Linked DNA regions of Homo sapiens: all the other regions are linked to region 1. Evidence: read pairs that join two places in POLR2A ChIA-PET (ENCODE). Cell type or tissue: MCF 10A. All regions are shown on one strand. Region 1 holds the start of FOS (Fos proto-oncogene, AP-1 transcription factor subunit). Region 2 overlaps TMED10 (transmembrane p24 trafficking protein 10). Region 3 has its middle 41 kb from the start of TMED10.

What was found. ChIA-PET counts read pairs that join two places held together with the same protein. Peaks named below come from ENCODE experiments on the same cell type or tissue, not always from the same donor. Only the 100,000 strongest peaks of a DNase experiment are listed, where the experiment ranks them.
Region 2: POLR2A ChIA-PET joins it to region 1 with 12 read pairs; 11 of 35 experiments call an interaction of 5 or more read pairs at or near these places.
Region 3: POLR2A ChIA-PET joins it to region 1 with 14 read pairs; 8 of 35 experiments call an interaction of 5 or more read pairs at or near these places.

What each region holds. Positions count from the first base shown.
Region 1 is chr14:75,277,427-75,279,926 of GRCh38, forward strand. FOS (Fos proto-oncogene, AP-1 transcription factor subunit) reads left to right here and starts at 1,402. Exons shown (of 4, transcript NM_005252.4): 1 at 1,402-1,697; 2 at 2,451-2,500. The coding sequence starts at 1,557. RefSeq lists silencers at 1-75, 804-893, 1,244-1,303 and enhancers at 1,392-2,319, 1,674-1,733, 2,320-2,500. In MCF 10A, no CTCF peak of the experiment used is centred here; DNase peaks (open chromatin) are centred at 415, 1,085 and 1,375.
Region 2 is chr14:75,151,438-75,153,937 of GRCh38, forward strand. It overlaps TMED10 (transmembrane p24 trafficking protein 10), which reads right to left. Exons shown (of 5, transcript NM_006827.6): 2 at 595-706. Among named protein-coding and RNA genes, the nearest start is that of TMED10, 24 kb to the right of the region's middle. RefSeq lists an enhancer at 927-1,591. In MCF 10A, no CTCF peak of the experiment used is centred here; no DNase peak of the experiment used is centred here.
Region 3 is chr14:75,215,931-75,218,430 of GRCh38, forward strand. No RefSeq gene overlaps it. Among named protein-coding and RNA genes, the nearest start is that of TMED10, 41 kb to the left of the region's middle. In MCF 10A, no CTCF peak of the experiment used is centred here; no DNase peak of the experiment used is centred here.

The DNA.
Region 1 (2,500 bases):
GGGGCTGTGCGGGGACATGCGTCTTCGCGCCCTGGAGGTGGCCAGCGCGCTGGGGCTGAGCCCCGGCAGCGTGACCCCGGCTGTCCTACGCAGCAGGGCAGGAGATTGGGGGGCGTGGCACACTCTGGAGCACCTTGCCTCCCCAAAGCCCCGTGTTCCAGGACGTGGAGCCGCTCCTGGGGTCCCAGCAGTCGAGGTATTCCGCCCAGGCGCAGCTGGACACTGTCCTTCCAGCCCCCGTCCTCCACCCTCCAAGTCCGCGCTGGAAAATCACCCGCTGCGGGCTCCCGTAAGCACAGCTTCCTGGCGGGACCGAACCAGCCCTCAGCGCAGATTTGAGTTCCCCGCAGGAAGCACACCCCGCCTTGTCATCCCGAACTGACCACCCTGCCCACATAACCACACCTCGCACTCCCTACCCCTGGGGCCCAGCTCAGAACCGGGCAGACACCCCCTTCAAATGTCTTCGCACGTAGGTTTTGCACAGTGTTTATCTGCTGGTGTCTCAGGGATTTGACAGTTTCCTTAATATTCCCACACATGGCCGAGAAAAATAAATAAATAAATGCGCTGTCTTCTTTAAAAAAATAAATAAATAAAGTACCCAGTATCGTAAAGTAGGTTATCGTATTCTCTTATTTTGGATCCTCCACTTTCTGCTTCCAAACGCAGGAACAGTGCTAGTATTGCTCGAGCCCGAGGGCTGGAGGTTAGGGGATGAAGGTCTGCTTCCACGCTTTGCACTGAATTAGGGCTAGAATTGGGGATGGGGGTAGGGGCGCATTCCTTCGGGAGCCGAGGCTTAAGTCCTCGGGGTCCTGTACTCGATGCCGTTTCTCCTATCTCTGAGCCTCAGAACTGTCTTCAGTTTCCGTACAAGGGTAAAAAGGCGCTCTCTGCCCCATCCCCCCCGACCTCGGGAACAAGGGTCCGCATTGAACCAGGTGCGAATGTTCTCTCTCATTCTGCGCCGTTCCCGCCTCCCCTCCCCCAGCCGCGGCCCCCGCCTCCCCCCGCACTGCACCCTCGGTGTTGGCTGCAGCCCGCGAGCAGTTCCCGTCAATCCCTCCCCCCTTACACAGGATGTCCATATTAGGACATCTGCGTCAGCAGGTTTCCACGGCCTTTCCCTGTAGCCCTGGGGGGAGCCATCCCCGAAACCCCTCATCTTGGGGGGCCCACGAGACCTCTGAGACAGGAACTGCGAAATGCTCACGAGATTAGGACACGCGCCAAGGCGGGGGCAGGGAGCTGCGAGCGCTGGGGACGCAGCCGGGCGGCCGCAGAAGCGCCCAGGCCCGCGCGCCACCCCTCTGGCGCCACCGTGGTTGAGCCCGTGACGTTTACACTCATTCATAAAACGCTTGTTATAAAAGCAGTGGCTGCGGCGCCTCGTACTCCAACCGCATCTGCAGCGAGCATCTGAGAAGCCAAGACTGAGCCGGCGGCCGCGGCGCAGCGAACGAGCAGTGACCGTGCTCCTACCCAGCTCTGCTCCACAGCGCCCACCTGTCTCCGCCCCTCGGCCCCTCGCCCGGCTTTGCCTAACCGCCACGATGATGTTCTCGGGCTTCAACGCAGACTACGAGGCGTCATCCTCCCGCTGCAGCAGCGCGTCCCCGGCCGGGGATAGCCTCTCTTACTACCACTCACCCGCAGACTCCTTCTCCAGCATGGGCTCGCCTGTCAACGCGCAGGTAAGGCTGGCTTCCCGTCGCCGCGGGGCCGGGGGCTTGGGGTCGCGGAGGAGGAGACACCGGGCGGGACGCTCCAGTAGATGAGTAGGGGGCTCCCTTGTGCCTGGAGGGAGGCTGCCGTGGCCGGAGCGGTGCCGGCTCGGGGGCTCGGGACTTGCTCTGAGCGCACGCACGCTTGCCATAGTAAGAATTGGTTCCCCCTTCGGGAGGCAGGTTCGTTCTGAGCAACCTCTGGTCTGCACTCCAGGACGGATCTCTGACATTAGCTGGAGCAGACGTGTCCCAAGCACAAACTCGCTAACTAGAGCCTGGCTTCTCCGGGGAGGTGGCAGAAAGCGGCAATCCCCCCTCCCCCGGCAGCCTGGAGCACGGAGGAGGGATGAGGGAGGAGGGTGCAGCGGGCGGGTGTGTAAGGCAGTTTCATTGATAAAAAGCGAGTTCATTCTGGAGACTCCGGAGCGGCGCCTGCGTCAGCGCAGACGTCAGGGATATTTATAACAAACCCCCTTTCAAGCAAGTGATGCTGAAGGGATAACGGGAACGCAGCGGCAGGATGGAAGAGACAGGCACTGCGCTGCGGAATGCCTGGGAGGAAAAGGGGGAGACCTTTCATCCAGGATGAGGGACATTTAAGATGAAATGTCCGTGGCAGGATCGTTTCTCTTCACTGCTGCATGCGGCACTGGGAACTCGCCCCACCTGTGTCCGGAACCTGCTCGCTCACGTCGGCTTTCCCCTTCTGTTTTGTTCTAGGACTTCTGCACGGACCTGGCCGTCTCCAGTGCCAACTTCATTCCCACGGT
Region 2 (2,500 bases), 130 kb before region 1:
CAAACTCCTAACCTTCAGTGATCTGCCTGCCTTGGCCTCCCAAAGTGCTGGGATTACAGGCATGAGCCACCATGCCCAGCCTTTTTTTTAAGACTTCACTTTGTTAGAGCAGTTTTAGGTTCACAACAAAACTGAGAGGAAGGCACAAAGATTTCCCATATCCCCCTTCCTCTTACATATGCATAGCCTCCCCCATTATCACCATTTCCCACCAGAGTGGTACATTCATTACAAATGATGAACCTACATGGACACATCACTATCTACCAAAGTCCACAGTTTACATTAGGATTCACTCTTGGTGTACATTCCAAATGTAATGTTCGGACAACCATATAATGACATGTATCCACTATTACAGTATCATACAGAATATTTTTACTGCCCTAAAAATTCTCTCTGTTCCACCTATTCAATCTTTTATTCCATGTAGTCGACCTTTTAAAAGGTGCTCCAAAGACTACAAGGTAACAGGTCTCCAAATCAGAATAAATAAAGAATACAAATGAAACTAGATATTAAGTGCTGACTGTATTAAGGAGCATTAGAGTTGGAGAAGATTCTTAATCCAGAGAAACACTCTTGATTACTCACCCTTGCTCTCAAAACACACTTCAAACATGTCATAATCTTCAGTGGTAAAGGCAAATTTCCCCTTGGTTGCATCCTCTTTGGAGTAGAGAATATGGCCAGCAGAATCTGTGATCTAAAATAAGAAAAGTAGTAAGAATAGGCAGCAAATAACACTCAGGAAGAGAACTTACAGAAACTGGGAAGATAGAGACACTATCTATGAAAGACAATTGATAGTTCTCATTATGATGACTATGTTCCAACCATCCCCAAAGACAAAAACTGGATTAGAAGATTAAATCCAAATACAGCAAATTTCATCCATTCAAATAGCCTAATCACACTGTGGGCTAAAATCTGTTGCTGCTATAGGATGTCTTACCATACCAAAAAGTTAATCTAGCTAATGCTCCAAGTTACATACATTGGATTTATTGGCAAAAACTCACTAGTATCATTCCGCATAGAGGAACATGTCACAAAAATGAAAGTAGACAATTATCAAAAGATTATACAAGAGGGACAAAGATATATAAAAACACATTTATTCTATAAAACAAATTTGATGGGGAAGGGGTGTGGGTGGAGAATAAAATTAGGACACACAATACAAGGACAGCAGGAAGAAAAGCATACATAGAGAAGACAATCCAGGAGATCTATTCCTGCAAATTTCATGTTAATTATGTCAACGGCCAGGTAGAGTGGGAACAAAACACAGGAAACAAAAAAGAAGTTTCTGGCCAGGCATGGTGGCTCACGCCTGTAATCCCAAACTTTGGAACGCCAAGGCAGGAGGATCACTTGAGCTCAAGAGTTCAAGACCTGGCTGGGCGCGGTGGCTCACGCCTGTAATCCCAGCACTTTGGGAGGCCGAGGCGGATGGATCACGAGGTCAAGAGATCAAGACCATCCTGGCCAACCAACATGGAGAAACCTCGTCTCTACTAAAAATACCAAAATCAGCTGGGCGCAGTGGCATATGCCTGTAGTCCCAGCTACTCAGGAGGCTGAGGCAGGAGAATCGCTTGAACCTGGGAGGCGGAGGTTGCAGTGAGCCAAGATTGCGCCACTGCACTCCAGCCCAGATGACAGAGTGAGATTCTGTCTCAAAAAAAAAGTGTTCAAGACCAACATGGCGAAACCTCATCTCTACAAAAAATACAAAAATTAGCCAGGCATGGTGGTGCGCACCTATAGTCCCAGGTACTGGGAAGCTTGCCGTGTCACTGCAGCCTGGGTGACAGAGCAAGACTCTGTCTCAAAAAAACAAAAACAAAAACAAAAAGGAGAGAAATTTATCCTAAAAAAAAAAAGGTATCTTTGGCTTCCATAAATGATTATTCCTTTCTTCTAGATCCTTAGCTTTAGCTCTTCAGACTTAAGCTGCTCTATTACCAAAGAATGGCCTATCAGCACAGAATAAAGGGCATATACTGCTAAGTAAACAGCCACATACAAAGCAAGGGAATTCCATGGTAATTTAACAGACTGGATCTTAGCCTTCATTTCTAGAGCACGTGGCTGTCTTAGTAGAAAGCATATTTCATCACTTAAGACTGGAAGCTACTTTGCAATGTGGAACACAAAAGTAGTGGCTTAATTACATTAAACTGGATGTTCTAATGCTATTTGTTAAAACATAATTCTTTTAAGGGGAAATTTTAAGCAGGAAAATTAAGTAGCACACATTTAAGCTTATATATTTAAAAGTACTTTATAACAGTAGTTATTTCTGAGGGGTGAGACTTTCTATTTTTTTTTCCCTTTTTTTTTTTGAAATGGAGTCTCACTCTGTCCCCAGGCTGGAGTGCAGTGGCGTGATCTCGGCTCTCTGCAACCTCCGCCTCCCGGGTTCAGGTGATTCTCCTGCCTCAGCCTCCCGAGTAGCTGGAACTACAGGCACCCACGACCATGCCCAGCTAAT
Region 3 (2,500 bases), 61 kb before region 1:
ATCTTCCAATTTTTCAAGAAAAGCAGGAAATCTGGATTTTTGTGTGTGAAATCTACTGATTTTTAAATGTTGGCAACTAATTCAAAATTTAAAAAACAACAACATGTAGGCCAAACAAAACACACTTGCGGGCTGAATTGGTCCATCCAAGCTGCCAGTTTTTGGCCTCCAGCTTAGAGGAAATGGGCAGAACCAAAGGCATGTAAAAAACAAAAACCAAAACCATGCAAGCCGTTCAGTTTCCTCCGACTTCCAAGCACCACGAGATACTATTGGAAAAAGAGCCTTGTGATAACTGCTAACTAAAACACAATACCTTGGGTCTTCAGAAAAGCCACAGGCCCTGGAGGTTGCCAGAGATATACCTTGTAGCTCCCCATGTCTGTTGCAGTTTCCTTAAAATTGGATCTCCAGCTTTGATGGAGTGAACTAATTTTCTTTACTCTTTCTATCAGGTGCATCAGTTTTGAGGCTTACTCTCTTTTCTGAAAGCCGTCAGCTCTATCTTGACCCCTGAGTTTCCAGTAAAAGCAATCGCTTGGGTGAAGGCAATGCAGAGAAAGAGCACTTGAACCAAATAAGAGTTTGACTTAACTAAATTTTATGATAGGAAATGCTTCCAGGCCAAAAACCTCAAAAGCGATCAAAGGTTTTCAAAGACTGGATCCAGTGAGTACAGTTTATTAACCCTGGCCTGTGTCCGGGCCAAGGTCATGCCCAGAGGATGTGGCAAATGCAGGATCTGATTTTTTTTTAATGTGGTCTTTTAGAGGGTATATATTGACATTCCTGGTTGCCCAACTTAGTATCTTAGTGTAAGGCTCTGCACATCCTAACGGTCCTGTTTGCCCGGGACTAAGATATTTCCTGGGATGTGGGACTTGGCAGTGCTAAAACTGGGACAATATTGGGCAAACTAGGACGTTGGTCATCTTACACCCTAGAGGCCTTTTCTCAGTGTTCATGCTATGAAGCTTTGAAACCTTTTTATTGTCCCTTTAAAAAATAAAACCTAGCTGGGTGCAGTGGCTCACACCTGTAGTCTCAGCACTTTGAGCAGCTGAGGCAGGAGCATCACAAGGTCAGGAGATGGAGACCATCCTGGCCAACATGGTGAAACCCCATCTCTATTAAAAATACAAAAATTAGCTGGTGTGGTGGCATGTGCCTGTAATCCCAGCTACTCAGGAGGCTGAGGCAGGAGAATTGCTTGAACCTGGGAGGTGGAGGTTGCAGTGAGCCACGGTCGTGCCACTGCACTCCAGCCTGGTGACAGAGCGAGACTCCATCTAAAAATAAAAATAAAAATAAAACCCTAGCCTGGGCAACATAAAGAGACCCCCATCTCCACAAAAAATTTAAAAATTAGCTTGGTGTGATGGTGCTTGCCTGTAGTCCCAGCCACTTGGGAGGCTGAGGTGGGAAGACCACTTGAGCCTGGGAGGTGGAGGCTGCAGTGAGCCATGATTGTGCCACTGCACTCCAGTCTAGGGGACAGAGTGAAACCCTGTCTCAAAAACCAAACAACAACAACAAAAACAAAAATCCAACAAAGCTGGTATGGCGGCATATGTCTGGAATGTCAGCTACTTGGGAGGCTGAGGCAGGAGGATCGTTTGAGCTGATGGGTTGAAGACCAGCCTGGTCAACATAAGGAGACCCTGTCTCATAAAATAAAATAAAATAAAAATTAAAACAGCAACAACAAAAAAGCAGAGCAAAACACACTTCACTCTAAACTGCAATAGTGCTGAGCTCTCCTGGCTTTCTTCCTATTTCTCCAGTTGTTCTTACTCATCTCCTTGGCTGCTTTCTTAGCCTCCTCCTACCTTTCATCTCTGAATTGCACCTCAAGGTTTAGCCGGTGGGCTTCTGTTCTATTTTCTGCCCTTCTCAGTGGACTCACCTTTACATGGAAGACTTCCACATTTAGTTCTTGAGCTCATATTCTCACCTAAGATCCAACCCTTCAGCTCCAACAACTTCATAAACATTTTCCACTGGGATGCCCTGATCACCTCATGTCCTGAGTCATTGTCTTCCAGACCAACCCAGCTCCCACTCACTCACTTAGTGTCCTCTTCCATTAGAGGCAGTACCATTTTTTTCAAGCCTTCTGTCTCAAAATGCCATACTAATCCCAAATTAGCATCCACGTACTATGAGTGTATCCACAGCAACTACTACACTGCAGGGCACATTTGAAGGGCTCAGTGGAGGCTTGTCGAATCAAAGCAGCTCTTGGGAAGAGAGTCAAAGGAGGAGGACATGCAATAGCATTTTACCAGAGGCTCAAGATACCCAAGTAAATACCCAGGATTTGCAGGGAGAAGTAAAGCAAAGACCTGGCAAGTGTTATCACTGCAGCCATAGTTAATTCAAATGTTCATGGATGCAACTTCAACTATAGACATTTGACCACCTGTTAGTTAAATGAACCAGAATGTTATTAAATTTTTAGTTCACTTTGTCTTGTGTTGATATACTTTCAGGCATGGTC